Regions from separate parts of the Homo sapiens genome. Here region 1 is linked to region 2. A link is a loop called in an ENCODE intact Hi-C map of the cell type or tissue named here. Cell type or tissue: sigmoid colon. All regions are shown on one strand. Each heading gives the region's core, and the rest is flanking DNA. Links, peaks and the distances in the headings are about the cores only.

Region 1 (12,681 bases), core at 3,122-11,121, 1.3 Mb before region 2:
ATAGTCCCCAAGAGGAAAGATGATCAGTAGAAGGAGACCAGTAGGAAGGGAGTTGGGAGACCTGGAACTTAGTCCTAGATCCATGATCTTTCTGAGCCCCTCTGGATTCCACCCACTCTGCTGATTGCTGGGGGTTGCTGTGAAAATCAACTGAGTTGATGAACATGGCGATGGATAGGAAAGTCCCAAAGAGCGATATAAACGTGATTCACTGGTTGTGTAGGTGGATTTATCTGTGAATACACATAACATAAAATTTACCATCTTCACCATTTTAAGTGTACAGTTCAGCAGTTACATTCAAATAGTGGTGCAATCAATCTCCAGAGCTTCTTTCATCTTGCAATACTGAAACTCTATACTCGTTTAAACAGCAACTCCCCATTTCCCCTTCTCCCCAGCCCCTGGCAAACACCCTTTACCTTCAGTCTCTATGGCTCTAGATATCTCACATAAGTGGAATCATATAGCATTTGTCTTTTTGTAATTGGCTTATTTCACTTAGCATAAGCTCCTCAAAGTTCACCCATGCTGTAACATGTAGCAACATTTCCCTTCTTTTTGAAGATGAATAACATTCTATTAAATACAAAACCACATTTTATTTATGTGTTCTTCTGTCAATGGACACTTGGGCTTCTTCCACATTGTGATGATTATGAATAATACTTCTATGACTATGGGTATACAAATTGCTCTTCAAGACCCTGCTTTCAATTCTCTTGGGTATATACCCAGAACTGAAATCACTGGATTATGTGGTAGTTATGTTTTCAAGCTTTTGAGGAACTGCCATACTGTTTTCCACAATGGCTGCATCATTTTATATTCCCATCAGCAATACACAAGGTTTCCAGTTTCTTTACATCCTTACCCACACTTATTACTTTTTTTTTAATAGTAGCCATTCTAATGGGTGTGAGGTGATATCACATTGTGGATTTGATTTATGTTTCCTGGGTGATTAGTTACGTTGAGCAACAAGCATTTTATATGCTTGTTGGCTATTTGTATATCTTCTTTGGAGAAACATCTGGTCATGTCCTTTGTCCCTTCTTAAAATCAGGTTTTTTGTTGTTGTTTAGTTGTATGAGTTCTTTATACATAACTTCATTTTATTTATCTGATTTTCTTGCAATCCAAGCCAAACTTACCTGATTTGGGAAATAAAGAAGTCTTTATTTCCCCAAGGGTCATGAAATGAACTCATACTTTCTGTTCATGGATTATCTAATTTCATCTTCATAGCAATCTGTGAATAAGTTATTACTATCACCTTCACTTTAGGGAAGAAGAGACTAAGGCCACAAGGAGTCATTGTCTTTGACCAGGTCACAGGTAGTAACTGACAAAGCCATTACAGCCGGTAGCTAGGTGCCTAGTCTGTGCTGTGAAACTGCTCCTGTCTGCCTTGGCCAGTGCAGAGATTCCTGGGTGAGTTCTCACGGTCTGAATGACATATTCTGTACCCTCTGGACAGCCTGGTGGTCTACCTTTAGACATTATCCTGATCTCTTCCCATCCCTTGCCAATAGGCACTTCAATGTGACCCAAGTTTGTGAGTCTTAACTTAGACCAGACCTGAGGCTAGTTCTTGGAATCAGAGATTCATTCATTCATTCATTCTACAGATATTTGTTGAGCACCTACCAAGTTTTAGGTATTAAAGCAGATTATCCAGTATAAATAAGACCCAATTCTTCCCAAGTTGCTCACACCTAGTGGGGGAGACAGACACAAAATGCGTGTGTATTGTTAATTTTGTGTGTCAGTTTTACTGGGTTGTGGTGCCCAGACATTGGGTCAAACATTATTCTCGGTGTGCCTGTGAGGGTGTTTTTGGGTGAGATTAACATTTAAATTTACAGAATGATTAAAGCAGATTGCTCTCATGAATGTGGTGGGCCCCATCCAATCAGTTGAAGGCCTGAATAGAACAAAAAGGCTGATTAAGAGGAAAGTCCTCTTGCTTGACTGCTGAGCTGGGACATTGGTTCCTTCTTTACTTAGGGCAGAAACAATGGCTTTCCTGGGTCTCAAGCCTGCTGACTGCAGACCTTGTGACTTGTCAGCCTCCATAATCATGTGAACTAATTCCTTGTAATAAATCTCTCTCTTTCTCCCATCCGCCCCTTTCTTACACACACACACACACACACACACACACACACACACACACACACACACATACCCTATTGCTTCTGTTTCTCTTGAGAACCCTGACTAATACAGCACAGTTATGAAGCAGAGTGGCCAGCTAGTGGTGGAGGCATCAATGCTCTGTCACGAAGGCTCTACCAACACAGAAAAGTGGGCCTTTGATCCCAGTCTGGGAGACCTCAGGGCACATGGAACTCCTTCCTTGCATCAGCAGCCTCCATAAGGGCCACACTTCTCTGGCCTGGTAAATTCCAGGGGCCATGGCTTCCATAATGTCTAAAGCTTTCAAAGATATTGGCAGATGCATGGACTTGTGCACTCAGTAAATGTGCCTTGAATACCCTTTGTGGGATGGATCCTGTTCTAGGAATACAGTCTTGAGGAATGCAGATTCAGAAGCCCCTCCTCCTATGAGACCTATGGTATAGCAGAGATGGGAGACTAGTCAATAAGAAAATAGTAATAAGTTCCATGAAGACAATCAGTTAGGCATTGTGTTGACTTCTTGAGTTAGGTGAGAATCACATTCCAGGCAGTGAGAAGAGCCAGGGTAAAGATGAATACAGAAAGGAGGATGATGGAGCTGGACCTGCTGAGCATGGGCAGGATGGTCTAAGGTGAGACCAGAGAGCTGGGCTGGGCCCCTGACCATGGAAAAGAGCTTGGATTTTATTCCAAGTGTGAAGGAAAGTCTGGAGAGTTTGGAGTAGAATATTGTGATCTGATTTATAATGAAATAAAATGTCCCTCTGTTGCAGTTGTCTAGACAAGAGGTGATGGTGACCAGGACTAGGTGGAGACAAAAAAAGAGGGACAGGCATGGGCAGGCTTGGGATATATTTTGGAGGTAAAATTGATTAGAATTGCTGATGAATATTGGGGAAAGGAAAAAGGAGAATGGACTTGAGGAAGAAGCCCTAATCTAGGAAGCGGTGATCTGGCTGTCTCTGAGGTCAGCAGAGGCCCCAGATTGGAATTGGCAAGGGCACTGGCCACAGAGAGGGCAAGGCCAATAGGTTTTGAGCTGAGGCCTGTCATGCCACTTTCTTTAGTTCATCTGAGCATCGAGTTAACAGTTTCTAGTCTCTTCCTTAGTTATCCCATTACCTGGACCAGAGCTGTCTCTGGAAACACTTTAGATCACCAAGGAAACGTGGGGCTATCTTCTGCTTCTCTTATCTTGTCTTAAGACCTACGTACGCCTCTGCTTCCCTGAGAGGGGATGCTGCTCAGTTCCTGGGCCTCTCAGGTTCTGGGCAGAGGTCACTGCATGCCCTTGGGAGAGCTGCCCATAGGACACACTGTTCCCCTAATGTGTTAGGCTCTTCATACCTCTGCCCCATCATGCTGCACTCTGTGCCTGGAAGGCCTTTCCCCTCCTCTGAAGACTGACTCCAACATCATGCAGCAGCCCTTTCTGACAGCTGCTCCCACTCCAGGCCTCTCCTCCTTGTATCCACAGCCTCTTGGTACATGTAATAATTGTCCCTTAACTGAAGAGTCCTCCTGCATGAGCTGGTGGATTTCCAGAGGGCAGGAACCATGTCTAACTTATCCAGCCCACAGCCCAGGGGGCTCAATCATTGTTTGGATGGAAACAGCAAAAAGAATCCCATTGTTGGGTACAGCAGTAGTGGGCTGGGGGAGAACAACTTGACTTTTCCAGAGATGTCTGGCTTCTCTTCCATAAACCATGCTTCATGTACCAGCAGCACAGATGATAATAGACTCCAGCTTTATCTTCATTTCTCTGATTAGGAAGATCTACTTTTGAGTTAAGGTTGTAAATGAGGTGCTGTGACTGCTTCTTGAATAAAAGACCAAAATTTGCTTGAACTTAGGTGATAAGTGTTTTACTTTTACGACATGTTTGGCATTATGTTCAAAGCAGAATACATTAGACGTTCTTATAATACAGGCTCAGTGTTGGGCTAAAATTCAAATGTGCTCGCACAAATGGGAAAAAGTCTGGAGGCTTTAATCACAGCTTGTGATTCAGCCTGATTGACAGTGTTTCCATTTTAAAAAGTCTCTGTTTTTCATGTGAAATGAATGACTCTTTTTTCATTTTGTTCCTTTAATAGGAAATGTTCTCATCGTGGAATGAAATCTCTACAAGCATCCCATTAAATACTAAAATGTTACTGCTGTGTCTGAGTGAAATTACCATCCAGGGGAGGCATCGGATTGTAGGTGTACAATGCTAGAGTATGTTTTCCCAACTTGCTGAGCTTGGAGGCAATTTGTTCATCTGAGAACACATGCACTCAGCATCCTTGTCCTTCCTCTCCTTCAAGTGAAACCTTGTTTGCACATTAGCTGGGCCTTTTCTGGATGTCAGCTCTGGCAACTCCATTCCGTCTACTTCAAGTGAAGAAGGACTTGGTGGGAAAAATCTCAGAGTGAGTTTCTGAATCCAATCCCAGAGAAAAAGCCAGGCAGCAGGACCAGAGGTGGCGTGGAGTGCCACCCCAAGCCAGTGAGCCTTTACTTTCTTTCACTTATCCATGTTTTCTCTGCCCCTCTGACTTACAGTAGTCCAACCATCTTTGCTGCACAGTTCTCACAGTGGAACAGGGTCATTGCTACCACTCCCAAATTTGCCTGCACCAAACCAGCCACTCAGAGAGAGTCTGACCCCCTTCTCAGTCTTAAATGCAGTGCCCTTCCTTGAACCAGTCTCTAATAGCCACACATGGGTCACATTATCCAATGGAGCTTCTGCTACAACCCTGAGATTGGATGAGGGAGGGTCATTTCCTAGGAAAGCAGTAGGAAGAATGTAATCCAGGCTGCACCCATTACATTGCTAACAAGGACCCAGATCCACTCTACAACAGAGAACAAGCTTAGTGAAGCCTACCATGCTGGAATTCACATTCTGACAATGAAGCCCATAAAGACCTACTGGTGGACAAGGGGTTACACAGGACAGAGAACATGTATTTCTGATTCTATGTGGAGCTGTGACCACATGTAAATCCCAGATGCTTGCCATCACATTCTTAGGGCTTGTGCAGTTGATTTGTCTTGGCAGAGGGGCAGGGGGAGATGTCGCCACTCCTCCCAAGCCGTTTCCTTTCTCTCCCTCAGACTGGACCCTCACTAGGGGATATTTGCCACAGACCAGGAGCCTCCAGCCTCACTGATAAAGTTGCTGACCCTCAAAAACATGGCTTCTATACATCTTCTAGATGCGGTATTGGGACTGAGAAAGGCAATTTGCTAAGGTCCCACAGAGAGGAAGAAGGGACTGGGATTGGCATTCGCATATTCTTATATCTAAGGCCTATGTTTATTCCATAATACCACACTGTTCCCAGGGACAATGGATAGAAAATAGTCCTATTGTGAGAAAGGATGTAGACGTGCATGGATGGACCAGGTATCTGCTGGGATTTCCAGCTGCTAGGACCTCACGCTGGCTTAGAATCCCATTCTATGCCTCGTGGAAGCTCACAGACCTCCAGCAGATATTGTTAATTTCTCAGGGGCTTATGTGCCCACTGTTCTGTCATGGGTCAGGTTCTTGGGCCTGTGGGTGCTTTTTCCATATGGCATAGCATTGACCCAGACATGCAGACACCTTCCTTTTATTAGGTAATTCTCTGACCCTCAGGTTTTGTCAATGTGAGTGTAGCAGCCTTCCTGAGGATTTAGAAGTTTCCTTCTGATGATGCAGACAGTCTACGTTTGAATTAGTCCCACACTTTATCTTTTGGTCACCACATTCAGCGACATTTCCACTCACTCTACTCCACAGAGTCCTGTTCCTGCTCACCATCCCCAGAATTCACCTCTATTTCCTACTTTTTCTTGAGTTTCAGGGTAAAACATATTTTCTCATGCCTAAGAGCTGCTAGATCTAAATCTTCTTGCTATTTTCAGCCTCTCTTAGAACTCCTGGGTGGAACAAGAGCTTCTGTTCATGAAAAGCTTCCTTCATCTCTGCCCTGTGAGCTGCTGTCTCTCTTTTCCCCAGGTCCAGACTTGCTTGCCTACCTGTAGTTGCTGCTGCAGTTTGCAGCCACTCACATCAGTATCTGCTGTTGGAGATCATTTTTCTCTGACAGCATTGGCTTGGCCCTCCCTGCTTGGGGCCTCCAGAACAGCCATCCTTGAGGAGAGAGAGAAGGCATTTCTTTTAAGAGGAGCAGCCAAGAAAAAGTGTGGTGGCAGAACTGACTGAGGGGTGTGCAAGGAACAGTGGGGACTGGGGCTGAGGGACCTGTTGTGTTGAGGGACGTGAGATGGTAGATGCCACAGGGCCCGGCTAGTCTGGAGGGGCTCCATGGTCTATGCAGGGGATAATGGAAGGACTTGTCTTTAGCTTTGGGCCATGCATGGAAAGTAAGGGCTAATTCTTAGGCAAATTTTTGTCTTCAGCCCTAAGCATAGTATCTGGGTCATAGAGGCAAATGATAAATACATGCTAAATAAATGAATAAGCACAGGAACAGGTTTTGTCAACTGTGAAAGAGATTTAAGGCATTAGGGGTTAGGTGGATCCAAGAGGCCATTTTGTAATCCATGGAATCCCACTCTGTAGACATCTACCTTAAGGTCAGCTCTGGGTTAAAAAAGGGCTGTCTCTGCTCCCCACTGGGCAATCCCTGGGGACCAGAGCTGACTGAGCCCACAGGACCTGGACTGGTGAGGCCCATCAGCCTGCAAGCCCCTGAGGGAGTTAGCCTGCTTTATTCAGCATTGTATCTCCAGCCCCAGCACACATGGGGCTTTAGGAGTTCGTGAAATGTGCCCCAAAGGAAATTCTTCCAAATAGAGACTGTTGTGGCCACCGGGTGGTGCCATTGTTCCAGCCGAAGCCCACAGAGCCTACTGGGAAGACCACATTGTTTGGAACTTTGAGTTGAATCCAAGGTTCTTCAACATATCTCTCAGGCTCTAATCTCAATGCAGTATATTCTCATCCCATAACAAGGGGATTAACAACACAATTGTAGTTAATTTGAATTGAGAAAATCTATTTCAGAAAGCAAAATTCCAAGACCATTCTTTCTCTCAGCCAGCCAAGAAGGGCCCAACTTGTTGATAGGGGAAGGTTCTGCACAAACTGGCAAATCGGCTTGCAGGCTGAACTTCCTACACAGCTCACTACTGTGCTGATTCACAGAACTGCAGAACTCACTAAGCATTCCGGCCCCTGTGCACTATCTTGGTACCCATCATAAAGGCAGCTGGAGACAAATACAGGAAGGATCCTCAACCTAAATTCCCATCACTCCTTCCACAGCACTCTTTGCTCGCAAGCTCTTGGTGTAGGATGCGTCTCTACTCTTCTCCATATGTTCATATCCTACCTTTCCTTTAACGTTAATTTCCCAAAGAGGACTTTTGTGTGCCCCCTGCTCCTAAAACCAAAACCTTCTCTGAATCCTGGAAGCACTCTGACCAAATGGGCTCTGAGAAGCAGCACTGTGACCCACATTTTTCTGTACCTGTTGTTTCTTGACTCATGATTAAGGTGGTAATTCCCTTTAGGACAAACTTCATTTTTTGAGTTTGTTGTGTTCCTGCACACAAAAAGCACTCAGTAGATATTTATGGATGTTGAACAGCAAAGTAAAACATACTGCTTCATATTCAAAGGGCTGAGAGATGTTTAATAGCTAAACATAAAAAGAGAGAGTTCCGTGGGTCATTACTCTTGTTCTCAGATAGCTATAGATTATGATTTTAGATTATAATCTGTACACTAGCAGTATGACTTTGTATTATATTATTATTAGAAATAATATTAATAATAAGTGCATTTATTGAGTGCCTAATATATAGTAGTCACTGTGCTGTGCATTTTACATATGTACCTAATTTTTTTCTCAACAACCCTGGGAGGCATTATTTCCATTTTCCACAGGGGGAAGAGTAAGGCTCAGGAAGATTAAGTAAACTGTTCAAGTTTCTAAGTTAATGCTGGCTGAGCTCTGTGGAGTTGACTGTGGGGTTCGAAAACCCAAGCTGCTTTTCAGAATCCTTGTCCATAGGGACCAGGTCCCATAGTGGGTGTTGGGGTCATGCAAAGCTACACTTAATTAGATCCGACTCTTAAAGAGCTCACGGGCACAGAGAACACTATGGCTGGAGGAGCAGCAGCCTAGGGTGATGGCCAGAAACAATGCATCTTGGAACTTTTACAGAAGTGAATCCCTCAAATTGTCCTTCAGTAGGAACCAGACAAATCTCAAAGTACAATATACTTGCCTAGTAGAGCATGTGCAAGGAAAGTGTATCATTGCTTATATGGTATGATTTGGAGGCCACCTGGGAGACTTTCCTATCCCCAAATACCTTCCTTTCTTGCCTGTTATGATGCCCTGAATGTCACCAATAGTTCTTATTTCCTTTGAGTTTTAAGTGTTTTTACATTTCTCAACATTCTTCATGACCTATCCAACCTGGTAAGAGATGAGTTGAGAGCCATTTGGAGAAGGATGAGTGCTTGGAAGTGGCAGGGGACTGGGCTTGCTTTGGCTGTTGGCTTCTCCTGCCATGGTTGGTGATGAGGCCAGCATGCAGGCCAAAAATCTGTTAAACAAACATAGCAGGTATTGCTAGCAATAAAGATGGAGGAGAGAACTGTAATCCCAGCACTTTGGGAGGCCAAAGCAGGTGGATCACGACGTCAGGAGATCAAGACCATCCTGGTTAACATGGTGAAATCCTATCTCTACTAAAAATGAAAAAATTAGCCAGACATGGTGGTGGGAGCCTGTAGTCCCAGCTACTCGGGAGGCTGAGGCAGGAGAATGGGGTGAACACAGGAGTTGGAGCTTGCAGTGAGCCGATATCGCAACACTGAACTCCAGCCCGGGCAATAGAGTGAGACTCGGTCTCAAATAAATAAATAAAAGATGGAGGAGAGAAGACATGTCTTCAGAAAAATCTTTACTCAGCTGAAGATGCCTGCAAAAGAAATGCATTTTTAGGGATGGAAATTTCTGGCTTGACACTGAGTATTTCCTTGGCGAGAAAAAAGCTAAAAGGGCCAAATTGGCTGTCTACATGAACAGTAGGAAGCTCCCAGTCAATCTCTGATGCTGGCAATCCCTTCTTCAGAGGACAAGGATTTTCATCCTACTATTAAAAATTAAGCTAAGGGTGAAAGCCCTTGTATATTAGTCCATTCTCACACTGTTATAAAGATACTACCTGAGACTGGGTAATTTATAAAGGAAGGAAGTTTAATTGGCTCACAGTTCTGCATGGCTAGGGAGGCCTCAGGAAACTTACAGTCATGGTGGAAGGCAAAGGGGGAGCAAGGCACATCTTATATGGCAGCAAGAGAGAAAGAGAGAGTGCAAAGGGGAAACTGCCAAAAACTTTTAAAACCATCAGCTCTTATGAGAACTCCCTCACTATCATGAGAACAGCATGGGGAAAACTGCCCCCATGATCCAATCACCTCCCACCAGGTCCCTTCCTCGACATGTGGGGATTACAATTTGAGATGAGAACTAAACCATATCACCTTGGAAGAATAAATTGCTAATTTTTCTCTCTCTTGGGAATTGATTGATGTGGAGAAAAAGAAGAGGATTAAAATGTGAGGGCATTGAGCACCTGGGGGGGCAGGTGTGGCAAGATAGGTCAGGGCATCAGGGATGCCTTCGGAGTTTGCTGATTTCATAAATGTGTTATGAGTTGGTCTAAAGTGCATGTGACTGAAAATGCTGTACGCTTGAGAATTTAATAGTTTTCTGGGTTACTTTTCTAGAGTGGCTGTGGTGGGTTGAATAATAGTCTTCAAAGATATCCAGGCCCTACTCCCTGGAATTTGTTAATGTTACCTTATATAGAAAAAGGGACTTTGTGGATGTGCTTAAATTAAGGATCTTGAGAAGGGAAGATTTTTCTGGATTATCTAGGTGGCTGCTAAATGTAGTAAGAAAAATTACTGATAAGAGGAAGGGAAAGAGAAATTGGGCTACAGACAGAAGAGAAGAAGGCCATGTGATGAAAGCAGAGGGAATTGGAGTCAGAAGCAGAGAGAGAAGCTGCTGGCTTTGAAGTTGGAGGAAGGGGCCATGAGCCAGCCGAGATATGCGAAAAATGCAGCTGCAGGGACTGGAAAAGTCAAGGAAAGAGACTTTCCCCTAGAGTCTCTGAAGGGAGTACAGCCCTGCTAACACCTTGGTTTTGACTGTTTACCATTTTGGACTTCTGACTTTTAGGACTGTAAGAGAATACATGTGCATTGTTGTAAGCCATCACATTTGTAGCAATTTGTTACAGCAGCCATAGGAAGCTAATACATGGGTGGTTTGGCTTGAATATTTGTGAGTGTGATCCATTTTTTGTCCTGTTCATTTCTTCTGCCATGTGAAGATATAGCAGTTTTCCTCTCCAGAATATGCAGCAACAAGGTGCCATCTTGTAGCAGACGGAACAAGCCATCACTAGCCCCTGAATCTGCAGGCACCTTGATCTTGGAATTCCCAGCCTCCAGAATTGTGAGAAATTTATATTGTTTATAAATTACCTGGTCTCCGGTATTTTGTTGTAGCAACCAGAACAGACTAAGACTAAGACAATGGGCTAAGATGAAAATTTTTATCCATGGGATCCTACCTTTAAGGAGCTTTCAATTTCTGACAATTGTGGGTCAATTTCTGAGATAAGACCAACAGGAATCTTTGAGTGCTAACTGTGCACAATATTATTTCCTTTCACCTTTAGTTAGCAGTGGTGTGAAGCAGTGGGAAGTAAATGGGTTTATGCTCAGAGAGACCTGAGTCTAGACCTCTTGCTACGACTTATCAACTGATTGACCTTGAGAGTGTTATTTGAGCTCTTGAGTTTCAGTGGCCACATCATAAAATAGAGCTAAAAATGTAGGCTACTGTGGACATAATGATATAAGGGCTGTAATAAAATCACAACTAGCTCAGTGCCTAGTACAGTAGTATTAAATCTCTCCTCTTTCTCCCCATAGATATACAAGGTATCAATGGTTCACAGTAACTGGGGACATAATTGTGAGTTAGTAAAAAATCTAAATTTGAGGCAATTTTGGGTAAAAAAAACTCCATCTTACAGATGGGGAAATAGATTTAGAGAAATTATATGATTTGTTTAGGGTCATACTACAAGTCAGAGCCTGACTGTAGCTCTGGTCCTGCCACTCAAGTGCTCCTTACTGTTAGTGAGAGTTACTGTGATATGATCTAACACGCTTTTCTTGGATTGTCAGTGACCACAACCCATGATTAGTTCTTTGGCTTTTGGCATTCCTCCTTCTCACAGGTTGGGGGAGACTGAGTTGGGGATTAGGCACAGATAGAGAAATGAAAAAACAATTTTTTTCTAAATGGACTTGGCATGGACTTTATTGACATTAGGTAAATGGAGTCTGCTTTTTAGCAATGTTATGCACTGCGGCATAAGGGATGATGGTGTCTAGAAACAGTCCTGATGATGCTGAAACAGCAAATGCTTCATTTTCCTTGACCATAGCTGAGTTCCTTTATGCAGACCAAAAAGAAGAGGAAGAAGAAAGAGGAGGAGAAGGAGAAGGAGGAGAAGGAGGAAAATATAAAGCAAAACTCAAATCCTGTGGGATTTAAACTGGTGTGCATACTCTACATGTATGTACATACATGACTAAGGAGGTGAGCGTGTGCATGCCTGTGCCCATGTGAGCTGGCATATGCACCATGCCCTCTGTTAGCTCAGACTAGAAAGCCTCAGAAAGCAGAGCCCAACACAAGGGTTTTGTGCCAATGATTTGTTTTGGGAAGTGAATCCAGGGAACAGGAGTGGGGAACTGAGAGTTGGGAAACAGAGAAGGTGGGACCGCCAATCCAAGGATGCGTCATCGAGCTGGTCACTGCCATGGATGGCTGGGCTCAGCCCCACTGGAACCCTCTGTGGCGCTGTCCAGGATGTGCCTGGGAATGGCCCACTTGAAGACGGGAGAGGCAGTCGTTATCTGGGGGCGTTCACAACTTTCGCCCTTTTAGGCTTCCTCATGATTCAGAGTGGCTGACCACTTTGCCATGGGCATTTCACAGGCAAGGAGTAAAGAAGCCTGGGGACAGCAAGGAGAGAGAGAGTGGGGGAGCTCTAGCAGTCGGGGACGCAGGACTCTCTGGTTACATTTGCTTACAGTTGGTGTCTTCAGTAAAGGATGTGGTAACAGGGCAGGTAAAGAGGATGTGAGATGAGGCACAAGAGGTGTCTGATACATCCTCCTACCAGAAGATTCCTCTTTTGTGTTGAAACTTCAATCCTGTGGTATTATTCAAAGTATCTTCCACATGTTGAAGACCACAAGTAGAGACCTGATGGATTTTGTTTATGCTTAGGGAATTATTTAGAATTTTCCTAACTGAGGGCAAATAAAAGGAGTGACATTGGCCAAGGATCTATGATGCATCCTAGACTGCGCTAGAAGGAGGCGTGAGGGGATGAATATAACATGAGTTGCTGTCTTTAAGAAAGTGTCATAACAGAGTAGGGGTGTTGCTGACTTGTGACAATCAAATGAAAGTTAAAATTTCA
Region 2 (12,681 bases), core at 2,547-10,546:
GAATGTTGTATAGGTAGAAGTAGGTAATATGTAGACTTTTGTGTCTGCCTTCTTTCACTTACTATAATGTTTTTGATAGTCCTCCATGATTTTGTTCACTCCTTTTTTTTTTTTAACTGAGTAGCATTGCATTGTATAGACACAGTATAGTTTGTTTATCCATTCACCAGCTGATGGGCATTTGGGTTGCCTCAAAGTTTTTGGTTATTATGAATAAAGCTATAAACATTCCCATCCAAGTCTCTGTGGACATATATTTTCACTTCTCTTGAGTAAATACTTAGAAGTGGAATTGCTAAAAATTACATTAAGTATATGCTTAACTTTATAAGAAACTGCCAAACTGTTTACCAAAGTGGCCTTACTATTTTGCATTCCTGCCAACAGTGTATGAAAGTTCCAGCTGCTCCATATCTTTGTCAACACTTGGTCTTGTCTTTTAAATTTTAGTCATCTAATGAATATGTGGTGATGTTTCATTGTGGATTTTTTGTTGTTATTGTTTTTTTGTTGTTTTATTTAGTTTTTTTTTTTTGAGATGGAGTCTCTCTCTGTCTCCCAGGCTGGAGTGCAGTGGCGTGATCTCAGCTCACTGCAACCTCCACCTCCCAGGTTGAAGTAATTCTCCTGCCTCAGCCTCCCAAGTAGCTGGGACTACAGGTGTGTGCCAGCACACCTGGCTAATTTTTGTGTTTTTAGTACAGACAGAGTTTCACCATGTTTGCCAGGCTGTTCTCAAATTCCTGACCTCAGGTGATCTGCCCACCTTGGCCTCCTAAAGTGCTGGGATTACAGGCGTGAGCCACTGCACCCAGCCTTCACTGTGGTTCTAACTAATGATGTTGAGCAATTTTTTACGTATGTATTTGCCATCTGAATATGTTCTTTAGTGAAGTGTCTGTTCAAATCTTTTACCCATTTTTTAATTTGGGTTGCCTTCTTATTACTGAGTTGTAAGAATTCTTTCATATATTCTAGATATAAGTTCTTTGTTGGACATATATTTTGCAAACATTTTCTACCAGTCTAGAGCTTGCCTTCTCATTTTCTTAATGATGACTTTTGAAGACACTGTCTTTTGATGAACTCCAATTTAATAAATTTTTTATTTTATAACTCATCCTTTTTGTATCCTATTTTAGAAATCTTTGTCTAACCCAAGATCACTAAGACTTTTTCCCATCTTTTCTTCTATAAGCTTTACAGTTGGCTCTTACATTTAGGTCTATGATCTATTTAATTTTTATATGTTGTGTGACAAAAAGGTCAAGTTCTATACTTTTGCATAAAGATCTCCAATTACCAACCCTTCTATTTTTTGAGGCTCCCCATACACTTTAAAAACAAAGTAAGTTATGCCAAAACAGAATTTTTAAATATTGTGACATACTTTAAATGTTCACAGTTAATACATTAATTCTCTTAACCCAAAATTATGAAGGAACACTGATTGTATATTCAATCTCATTTGCTAAAATTATCTTACCATTTTTGGAGACAGAGCCCACCCCCACCTGCCCTGCAAGATCCCCAACTCTGCTTCCTTGAGGTAACTTTCTCTGCATTCTCCAATAGGGCTGAATTGCCTGCAGGGGCTCACAAGATGGCCCTTGGTACTTAACACAACAGCTACTGCTTGTGGTGGGCCTATTGCTTTACATGTAGGTGTTACACACAAAAATATTACATAACATGTACAAATGTAACATATGATTCTCACAACAAATAACATATTACTATCCTTATTTTACAGTTGAGGAAACTAGGCCCAGAAGTTTTAAGTGCTTTGCCCAAGACCACTAAATGAGGAAAAAGTAAAGAAGCTGGGACTTAAGCCCAGCTATGCAGGGGCTGGAGCCCTACTGTCCACACCTGACCATCTTCTACAGATCCAGGCTTAATACCCATTATACTGCTCCTGTGAGTTCCTGAACTCTGGGTTGTGTGACCATTTCAGTTGGATGGAACTGGCCTTTGTCATTTTTATGGAAATAAAAGAAGGGAGGTTTTCCTCAATAAATAGAGGATATAAAATAAGATTATAGGAATAATTTTTCCTCAGGCTTTTCATTTTAAAAAATTTCAAAGATACAGAATGCTGAAAGAGGAACACTTATATCATACATCTAGATTTAATAACTGTTAACATTTTGCCACATTTACTGTACTCAGTAGACTACACATTTTTCAGAATTATTTGAGAATAAGTTGCAGACATCAGTACACCTCACCCCTAAACACTTAAACACGTATCTCCTAAAAGCAAGGATATTCTCCTACAGAATGGTAATACCTAAGAAAGGGCAATACTTACATACTTTAGTCATACTAAATACTTTAATAATACTAATTATTAAATACTACTACAATAATAATACTACTAATAATAAAGTAATACTTAAGAAAATTAATAATTCCTAGTTTATAATATCCAGTTTAAATTCAAATATCCTTGATTGTCTCTAAAATGACTTTTTGAAAAGAAGCAGGATCCCATCAGAGATTGACACTTTGTCAATCTGTATAAGGACACCAGTCATAGTAGATTAGGGGTCCACCCTACCTCATTACAACCTCATCTTAACTAATAACATTTGCAATGACTCTATTTCTGAAGAAGCTCACACTCTGAGCTACTGGGGGTTAGGACTTAAACATGAATTTTGAAGAGGGACATAATTGAGCCCATAGCAACTGCAAGAGATTGATATTGTTATGTCTCTTTAGCCTCTTTTAATTGACAACATCCTCACTACTTTTGTTTTATGTTTTTATGACATTGACTTTTTAAACAGTACAGGGCTATTTTCTTGTAAATAGTCCATATTCTGGATGTGTCTCATTGTTTCCTAGCCTCCTAGCCTGTCAGTGACTGGCTGAGCCCAGGGAAGCAGAGCAGGGAGGAATTATGTGAATTTCATGGTAAATAAAAGTTGTGATGTGTGGAGAGGCAGAATGGTGCCTTGGCAGAGAGCAGGACAAGCATTCAGGAGACCTGGCTTCAAAGCCCAACCACTGCCTACCAGTTGTCTGCCTCCTTGGACTTCCCCACCAACCCACCATGCATAATGGGGGACAGGCCCAGGTGATGTACATGGTTAGCAAATACAGCCTTAGGGAAGGGCTCAAAAAAGGATAGGAGCCCATGAGAGAACACAACAGTAAAATTGAAGGCAACCCCATTGGCCAAAACCGGAATGAATTGAGAAATAAGTAAACAAGAAAAGTATTGCATTATAATTCATAAAATAAATATCCACGATTCCTTACTGATATAAAAATAAAAATTCCAAAAATAAATTGGGAAGAAGGGATAGTTCTTACTTACAGAAGAATTCCAATTAATAAATGTAGATGAAATGGGAAAATATTTTTAAAAGTCACCATTAGGCAAACACCACAGTAATAATTATTACAGGCAAAAATCTACCAATGGCTGCTCAAATTAGTATAAGAAATTTTGAGGAGAAACAAAATAGTTGCATAGTGTCAAATACGTCCTTCAAGATATTCACTAATTATGAAGAGAAAAATGGTAATTTTACAGTGAAGAAAGCCAGCAGATACTGCCTTCACCAAATGATCAAGGTTAATTATCACCAGTAATAAGACTTATTGACATCATGTACTCCCTGATCCATAGACTGAGGTCATATCACCGTTGTATGCCTGCCAAAAATGCATAACCTCAATTCAATAGTGAGAAAACATCAAGCAAACCCCGATTGACAGTTATTCTGCAATATAACTGACTTGCCTTATTTAAAAGTGGCAGGGTCACAAAAGACAAGGAAAGACTGGAAAGACTGAGGAAATGTCACAGATTAGAGGAGACCAAGGAGACATGGCAACTGAATGCGATGTGAGATCCAATCAATGAAAGAACTGGTGAAATTCACATTAGGCCTGTTGCTTGATTAATAGTAATTAATAACACTCATAACATCACTAATAGTACCCATGTTAATTTCATGGTTTTGATCACTGTATTATGGTTATTTAAGATGTTCCTTTAACATTTAGGGAAGCCAAGCAATGCATATATGAGTACTCACTGTACATTTTTTGCACCTTTTCTGTAAGTCAAAATTTGTTTCAAAAGAAAAAGTTAAAAAAAAAATAGCCACATGTGTAAGTAAAGTTGAAGGTCTCCTAGCCACTGTGGTCTGAAGGACACAGATGAAAGTCCCCTACCTTCAATGTTTTCCCCTCCAGCAGCCTGTCAAGACGCCTGAAATCCCACCATTCAAAACACATTACTTTCTTTTTCTTTTTTTTTTTTTTTGGAGACAGAGTCTCACTCTGCCTCCCAGACTGGAGTGCAATGGCGTGATCTCCGCTCACTGCAACCTCCGCCTCCCAGGTTCAAGCAATTCTCCTGCCTCAGCCCCCTGAGTAGCTAGTATTACAGGCGTCTGCCACTACGCCCGGCTAATTTTTGTATTTTTAGTAGAGACAGGGTTTCATTATGTTGGCTAGGCTGGTCTCGAACTCCTGACCTCAGGTAATCCATTACTTTCAACGAATATTTTGTGTTTCTGAAAGTCCAGAGAGTCACGTAATGTATTTATTGAGCACTTTCTATGTTCAGGGACCTACTAGGTACTAGGGATAGGTAGTGGATAAGGCAGACAGCACCTCTGCCCCACTAGAGCTTATATTCAGCTGTAGCCTCTTAGTACAATGTTAAGATGAGTTGGTTTGCTTCAATTCCTACAGAGGCCATAAACCAGGATCCTAAGAAGAGGTAAATTTGGGTAAGTGAAAGAGGGGAGGCTAAAGCTTAGAGCATACAGCTGCTGAAAGATTTAAGAACTAAGCGTGACACTGAGACAAGTAGGATGGTGCACGAGGAGAAATACAGTTTGAGGAGTTGAATACACATGAAAACTGAATTGAACCTAAAATAATAATAGCCAACCCCTGGAAAGCACTGGTTATGTGGCAGGTACTGTTCTCATGAATTTATATGTATGGTAACTCCTTAGACCCTCACGGCAGCCCTGTGGGGCAAGGTACTGTTATTATCCCCTTTTGCAGATAAAGGAGCTGAGGCGCTGAGGGTCGCACAGCTGGTACGTGCTGGATGGAGTTGGGCCATGGGCCTGGGTAGTTTGTCTCTAGAGACAGTACACCTCACACGCATGGACTGCTGCTGTTCCCAGAGCTGAGCGACAACACTTTGGCACAGAGAAGGAAGGAGAATGGCAAAGCCAAGATCAAGTCCTCGTATCTAGGTCTAAAGGAGAGAAGAAGAAGAGGAAGAGGAAGAGGAAGCCGAGTCTTGCTTTGTGTGAGTGCTACTATGTCTTAAGCAGGATACCCAGTGCTTTCCCTGTATTAGTATCTAAAATTCATGCTTCTGAGATACTGTCATTCTCATTTTACAGAGGAGGCTTAGAGAGATGAAGTATTTTGCCCAAGGTCACATAGTTCTAGTAACAGGTGAAGCCAGGATTTAGCTGATTTATGGAAAGCTTTAGATTTGGTTGCTCTCAGTCTCACCACTGGCCTAGCACTAAATAAGCATGTGTTTCTCTCTCCCTCTCTCTCTCTCTCTCTCTCTCTCTCTCTCTCTCTCTCTCTCTCTCTCCTCTCCCCCCACCTTCCCTCTTCCTCTCCCTCCCCCTCTCCTCTCACACACTAAAGTTAATTATTTAATGCCCGTAATATATATCTTGAGGATGGCATTTTGCAGCACTGAGCTTTAAACAGTACATGTTTAAATACATTTAATCCAATGAATATTTCAAGGTAATTAATCTCCACAGCGTGAGAGAATGTTCAGGTTTCCCAGCACATCAAAATACATCTGAATCAGCTGAGGAAATGATTTGCACACTCTGCAGTGGGTTGAGAAAGATTCACTTAAAGACTTTCAGATCTGACTCCCTGGTGTTAACGAGCAGAAAGGCTGCTAAAGAGAAGGATTAAGGCGCCTCCTAGTGGTTATATTTATGCAAGGAGAGAATATGGCTAACAACTATTGGGCAAGAGGACTACTTGTTTGAGTTGGCTGGGGTGGAAGAGTTTTGTTTTGTTTGTTTTTGTTTTTGTTTTTGGAGAGTACTATCCTGCAAATGTGTGCACATACACATATGTACACACATGCATAATTCACATAATTTTTGTGTATCAAATACACATCACCATGGTACGTGGCACCCGTGTTATATGCTACTGTTTTATGAGTGTGGGAGTATGGTGGAATAACAGTGGGTGAGAATTTGCATGGGTGCCTACCCACATGATTTTGCCTGGACTCTCTAACCCTTCTGCAGGTGTTGAGATGACTATATTTGTTGAAGATTTAGTTTGAGCCTATAGAACTCAATGGATGGAGTTAATTGGCCTGATTTCCAACTCATGACGTTAATAGTAGTAATAGCTGCCATCAACTGAAGGATTATAGCTGTGGCCATATATATGTGTGGGTTTCATATGCTATATCTATATATTACTATACATAGTTATAGTTATTACTATAATATATAATACAGTAATTATTACTATATTACTATAATAATAACTATATCTAGTAATATACAGATAGCTATATATACATATAAATGTGTATATATAATCCCATGTGATCCTCTTGTCAATCCTGTAAGAGATTAGTGTCATTAACCCACATCACTGATGAGAAAACTGAGGCTCAGAACTTGAGCAACTTTTCCAAAGTCACACAACTTGTCAAAACCAGGCCTGCTGATTCCTGAGTCCATGTTATTAACTTTATACTGCCTCTGCATCACATTTCACACGGCAATGAACTTGTGCTAGCAGTATCAAATCAACTAATATTTATTATTTACCTGCTAGAGGCAACCTACTAGTAAAAGACACTGTGCTTGGTACTGTTGAGGGAACACACACACACACACACACACACACAAATTATGATGCCTATCCTCAAAAATTTAATAGTTTTATTGAATAAGATAATAAAGATAATAAAGACTTTAAAATTTAAGTCTTTTTTGAAAAAAAAATATTTAAGGTGACAGAATAACCTTAGAAGATAGGGCATTAGACAACACTTATTTAATTGCCAAATAAATAAGAATTACCATGGGGAAGGTCAATTCAGCGGGTATTTGAGCTGGGTTTTGAAAGTTGAGTGAGCGAAAGGGGCAGGTAGTGCTTTCCTGAAAGGAGGCTACTCCAGAGAGCCATGAAACACGGTGAAGTAGCCAGAAAACACTGGGCTGGGGACCTGGAGCCCCAGAGACTCAGTCACAGGCCTGCTGAGGACACTTAGGCAAGGCATCGTTGCCTCTTTACACCTCAGTCTCACCATCTGTACCTTTAGGCAATTGGCCCCACTCAGAACCTCTTTGGCCTAAAATTCTACATTCCGTAAGTCTAGCAATTTGAACTGAGTCATAGTCCATAAAGGACTACAGAGTGTCAGGAAGTTTTATTAGTGGTGGAGTGGCTGAGCTGTCATTTCAACCTGCTCACCATCTGGAGGAAAAAGGGGCAATACCTCTCATCCACACTCATAAACATGCTGAAGGGTTCCTTTCATGGTTAATGGCAGCACACCCTCTGGCACATGCGGAAGGACCAAAGATATGCAGTACCATTACCTAGATGGTGGGTATGGCATTACATATCAAGATGTTTTTCCTAGCATCATGATTTGGTGCCTTACACACGTCACTGTGTAATAGAAAAAAGACGGTATCATTGGGAACCCGACCTGAAAAAACAGCCCATTTGTGTACTTTCCCATGAATGGTTTGTAGTTCTCCACATGCACATTCTCATTTTATCTCCAGACCTTGGAAAATGCTGCTATCTCTGCTTGGAACAAACATACACACTCATACTCATGCACACACTCCTGTGCACATATACCTTTATTCATAATATTCAGTGGCATTTATTAGGAGGTATGAATCCCAGATGATAGCTCAAGAGCACAAGCAACATACTTTATTTATAGGTTAATACAGAGCAGAGTCCCTATTCTGGTAGGTGGGAAGCAAATTTGGAGCATCTCTCTGTCCTCTTGATTACATCTAGATTCTGGGGCGGAATGAGGGGGAGCTTATGTAATGTCCTTGATGTTTCCTGTCCACACTAGCTGAGAGATCCCCTGAGCTATCTGTTAGGGAGTTCACTGTGGAGATGTTCCTTGTTCCCAGCTCTCAAGCTTTCTTAGTGGCTTCTGTGCCCAGTCCCTGGCACACAAAAAATTACTCTGCCATGCCCTGCCGTGCCACATATGGTGCCTTCTCTACTCCCTCATACACCCCTCACAGCCACTTCCATCCCTCTCTGGGTAATTCTAGCCCTCCTGGGCCTTTATGCAGGAAAAAGGCACATGGGCCTTTAGCTCTTGGGCTCCACAAATCTATTTGGTGCTTCTGTGGTCTTTTCCCCAGGGATATATCTAAAAACTCAAAAGGAGAAGACTCCTCTTCAGGACCAGCAGTAGCTTGACTTTCCTTCCCCACCCCTCCTTTCTCTAGGAATTCTTTCTGAATTTCAGAAGTTGGAAGCTTTCAGAAAGCTTCTTCGTGCAAGAGTTCAGTCCAATCAGGAGAATGCCCTAGGCAGGTTCATAATAAGGAACATACAATAAAATAACTGATCTCTGGAGGTGTCAAGATCATACAAAAGACAAAGAAAGACCCAGGAACAATTGGAGACTGTCAGAGAACAGGGAGAAATGACAATCAAATACAATGTGGTATGTTGAATAGTATCCTGGAACAACAAAAACCAAAAAAAAAAAAAAAATACATTAGTGGAGGCCAGGCGCTACGGTAGCTCATGCCTGTAATCCCAACACTTTGGGAGACCGAGGGGGGCGGATCACCTGAGGTCAGGAGTTTGAGACCAGCCTGGCCAACATGGCAAAACCCCATCTCTACTAAATACACAAAATTTAGCCAGGCATGATAGCACATGCCTATAGCCCCGACTACTCGGGAAGCTGAGACAGGAGAATCACTTGAACCTGGAGGCGGAGGTTGCAGTGAGCCAAGATCACGCGACTGCACTCCAGCCTTGGTTAATGGTATTGTGCCAATGTTAATTTCCCAGTTCTGATCATTGTTCTATGTTTACACAAGATGTTAACAATTGTGATAGTATAGGTGAAAAATATATAAAAACTCTGTACTATTTTGCAATTTTTCAGTAGCCACATGTTCATTGCTAGTACATAGCAATAAATTCATTTTCGTATGTTCATCTTGTATCCTACAAGTTTGCTAAACTCACTTATTAGTTTTTATGTAGATTACTTGGGATTTGCTGTATAGACTACCATGTCATTTGCAAACAGGGACAGCTTTATTTCTCCTCTCTAATATGTATGCTTTCTATTTCCTTTTATTGCTTTTTTGCTTGGGTTAAAACGCCTATCACTGTGTTGAATAAGAGTGATGAGAGTGGAGATCCTTGTCTCGTTCCTGATCATAGCGGGAAAGCACATATTGTGTCATTATTGTATTTTTCAGTTCTAAAATTTCCATTTGGTTCTTCTTTATATCTTTTATTTCTTTGCTGATACTTTCTTTTTACTTTTCTAAGACTTTTAACTTTTGTTTCAAGTATGTTCATTAATGGCTCATTGAAACACTTATGATGGCTGTTATAAAATCTTTGTCATATAATTCTAAAATTTCTGGCATCATGGTATTGACATCTATTGACTGTCTTTTTCATTCAATTTTAAATCTTCCTGGTTCTTGATGTGACAAGTGATTTTCAACAGAAACCTGATCGTTTCTATTGAAATGATCTTTATCTTATCTGAACCTTCTGTTTTAGCTGACTTCTTCTGACACACTGCTCCAGCAAGGTGGTAAGGGGTGGAAGGGCATCTCATTTTTGCCAGGAGTAGGTTCCCCGCTCATCCTCCATGGGCACTTGACAGGATAAGGGATTCTTTGCTACTGCTAGGTGGGATTAGAAGTTCCAGCTTCCCACAAGGCCTCTCTACTGAGACTTCCCTAGCTGGGAGGAGTAGGAGTACCTTATTACTATTCCCCACATGGCCCCTGCTGACGCCATGCAGGTGGCTGAGAGGGTGGCTTTCTTACTGCTAGGCCTTCTCTATACTAGTCCACTGGGATGATGGAGGAGCACCTCATTACTGATAGTTTAGGGAAGAAGTCCAGGCTTCCCACATGGTCTCCACTGACACTGTGGAAGGGTGGGTCTCGTTATCACCCAGTGGAGATTAAAGTCCCAACTCTCTACTTGGCCTTCTCTGGCACCACCCCAGTAGGGGAGTTGGGACAGTTCATCACAGCTAGGTGAGGGTGGACATTTAAGCTCATAACTTGGTCTTTGTTGGCATAAGTGGGGTGGAGCAGCATTTTTTTCCTTTGGTGCTTGGCTGGAGTACAGAAATTATTACAGTTATCGTCTAAAAGTTTTCTGCCTTGCTAGGCTGCCTTTTCCTGGTCCACTGGTTAATGAGAACAGGCTTTTATTTGGGCTACGTTTGTTTGTGTCCATTGGTGTTTCTATGTTGCTGACTTCTTCAGCTCCAAGTCTGGGAAATACAGTGCAAAAAAGAAAACCCAGGGAACTCACCATTGTGTCATTATTTGGGTTCTGAAGTCCCTAGATGGTCTTTTATGGTCTTTTATACTTATGGAGAGAAATAGGTGGAAATATGTCTCCTCCATGTTCCTGGAAGTGAAAGTAAAAAACTGATTTTACAAATTTGAAAACATCTTGAATCATTAGGAGTTCTCGAGTCTATGTCCTGAGTCCTTTCTTTCCCTACCCCCACTAGACTAGAAGGGACACCTTGTGTATCTGTTTTCACCAATATATCTTGTCCCTGCGGTACTAATTATAGAATAGCACCATAAATAAAAGGAGAGGGGGAGGGGAGTAAGAGCACAAACGGTATGTGGAAATATCAGGTGCCAAAAAATTAGGTTAATAGTTTTAAAAGATACCCTCATCTCAAATATATTATCTTTATATCCTTTGCAGCAATATGAGTTAGGTGTTATTATCATTTTACACTGAAAGACTGAGGTTGCTGAAGGTGGCAAACTTCTGTATGTCAAGAAGGCATGAAGAGATGAAACCAGCTAAGTCTATCCTTTTTATTAGGTAAGCAAAGGTTTTCCAGAACCCCTCACCAGCAGACTTCTACTTGCATCTCACTACTACAACAACGATGTCACATGGCCATCCCTCGCTGCAAGCAAATATGGAAGAGCTAGTGAATGTTTCAAGCGGATGGCAATGAGGAGAAGGTTCAGAATGGCTGTTGGATCCACCCCTCTTCAGTTTTGCCATAATCTGTAACTATTAATAAGGAGCCTCCTTCCTAGTCAGGTTGACCCAAATCTCTGGAAAGCCTACTGCACTTTTCAAAAGCATAGTCAATATGCTTTCATATTTGGAAACTTTAAAAATGGATAATATGTATAAAGAAAATTAAACTTAATATCTACTTGATGTCTGGAAACCTGTGAAAGATGTAGTGTTTAATATATGGGGCAGAATTTTCACATTTAACCAAAGGGGCATGAATTTAAACAGGTTAAAAAGCATTGTATTAAGAAGTGAGCACTGGCCGGGCGCAGTGGCTAACACCTATAATCCCAGCACTTTGGGAGGCCGAGGCGGGCAGATCACCTGAGGTCAGGAGTTCGAGACCAACCTGACCAACATGGTGAAACCTCATCTCTACTAAAAATGCAAAAATTAGCTGGGTGTGGTGGCAGGCGCCTGTAATCCCAGCTACTCGGGAAGCTGAGGTGAGAGAATCGCTTGAACCTGGGAGGCGGAGGTTGCAGTGAGCCAAGATTGTGCCAGTGCACTCCAGCCTGAGCAAGAAGAGAGAAACTCTGTTTAAAAAAAAAAAAAAAAAGTGAGCACCATGGGCACTATTAAGAGGCACTACCCAATACCCTAAGGTTACAGGAACTCCACTGGCCACATACAAAGATAAGCTGACTACCGTCTTTGTCAGCTGCAACTTATCTATTGAAGAAGGCCATGTTCTCTGGACCTGTTGAGTGTCAAGCTGCAAGGTGTCATAAATAGTTTGGTGGCCCTGTTAGTGTTAGCTGTTCTTAAAGTGACAAGGAGATCCACAGGGGTAGGGAGAGAGGAAGACACATGCTGTCAGCCACAGCCAGGGCTAAATGCCTTGCTGGCAGCATTTTCCTTCAGGGTTAACCAGCACACAGAGTAGCCAAGCTCAGGTAATTTTAGGAAAAGATCTTCCACTCCACATGATTGCTAATTGCCTACAAAGCAAAGCACAGTAGAAATAGCAGGCAGATATGAAACTCCAAATGTTGGTGATAACTGTATTTAATCTCTCCTAAAGGAACACTAAAGAGACTTTAATACTTTTGTTGGGGGGGAAATCCAACGTGTGAAAAGAGAAACAGCAATTGCTGACAGAGTCACTTTCCACCTGAAGGAACTGTGCCAAAATCAATTTCTAATAGGAGGGAAGGGTAATGAGAGTGCATTGTGGATTACAGTCACATTCTACATCTCTAAAAGCTTCTCTGGACAGACTGTAAATTACATTGACCTTAAAGAAAATGTTCACACTTTGGTTTTTATGAACATTCCACCTGGATAGTGTGACCTGGCTTTAGATAAAATAAGAAATAAACCAAGAAACCAACAGCCATACAGAGCCAGCAGTCAGAACTGGTTTGATTATTGATT

Evidence for each region. Peaks named below come from ENCODE experiments on the same cell type or tissue, not always from the same donor. Only the 100,000 strongest peaks of a DNase experiment are listed, where the experiment ranks them.
Region 1: a loop joins it to region 2, with 8 times the contacts of the local background. A loop is called at or near these places in 13 of 110 quality-filtered maps.

What each region holds. Positions count from the first base shown.
Region 1 is chr3:140,731,555-140,744,235 of GRCh38, reverse strand. No RefSeq gene overlaps it. Among named protein-coding and RNA genes, the nearest start is that of TRIM42, 60 kb to the right of the region's middle. In sigmoid colon, for the core only: a CTCF peak has its summit at 6,981 (motif pointing right); a DNase peak (open chromatin) is centred at 6,932.
Region 2 is chr3:139,420,997-139,433,677 of GRCh38, reverse strand. It overlaps COPB2-DT (COPB2 divergent transcript), which reads right to left. Exons shown (of 5, transcript NR_121609.1): 3 at 10,564-10,662. Among named protein-coding and RNA genes, the nearest start is that of COPB2-DT, 38 kb to the right of the region's middle. In sigmoid colon, for the core only: a CTCF peak has its summit at 5,938 (motif pointing left); no DNase peak of the experiment used is centred there.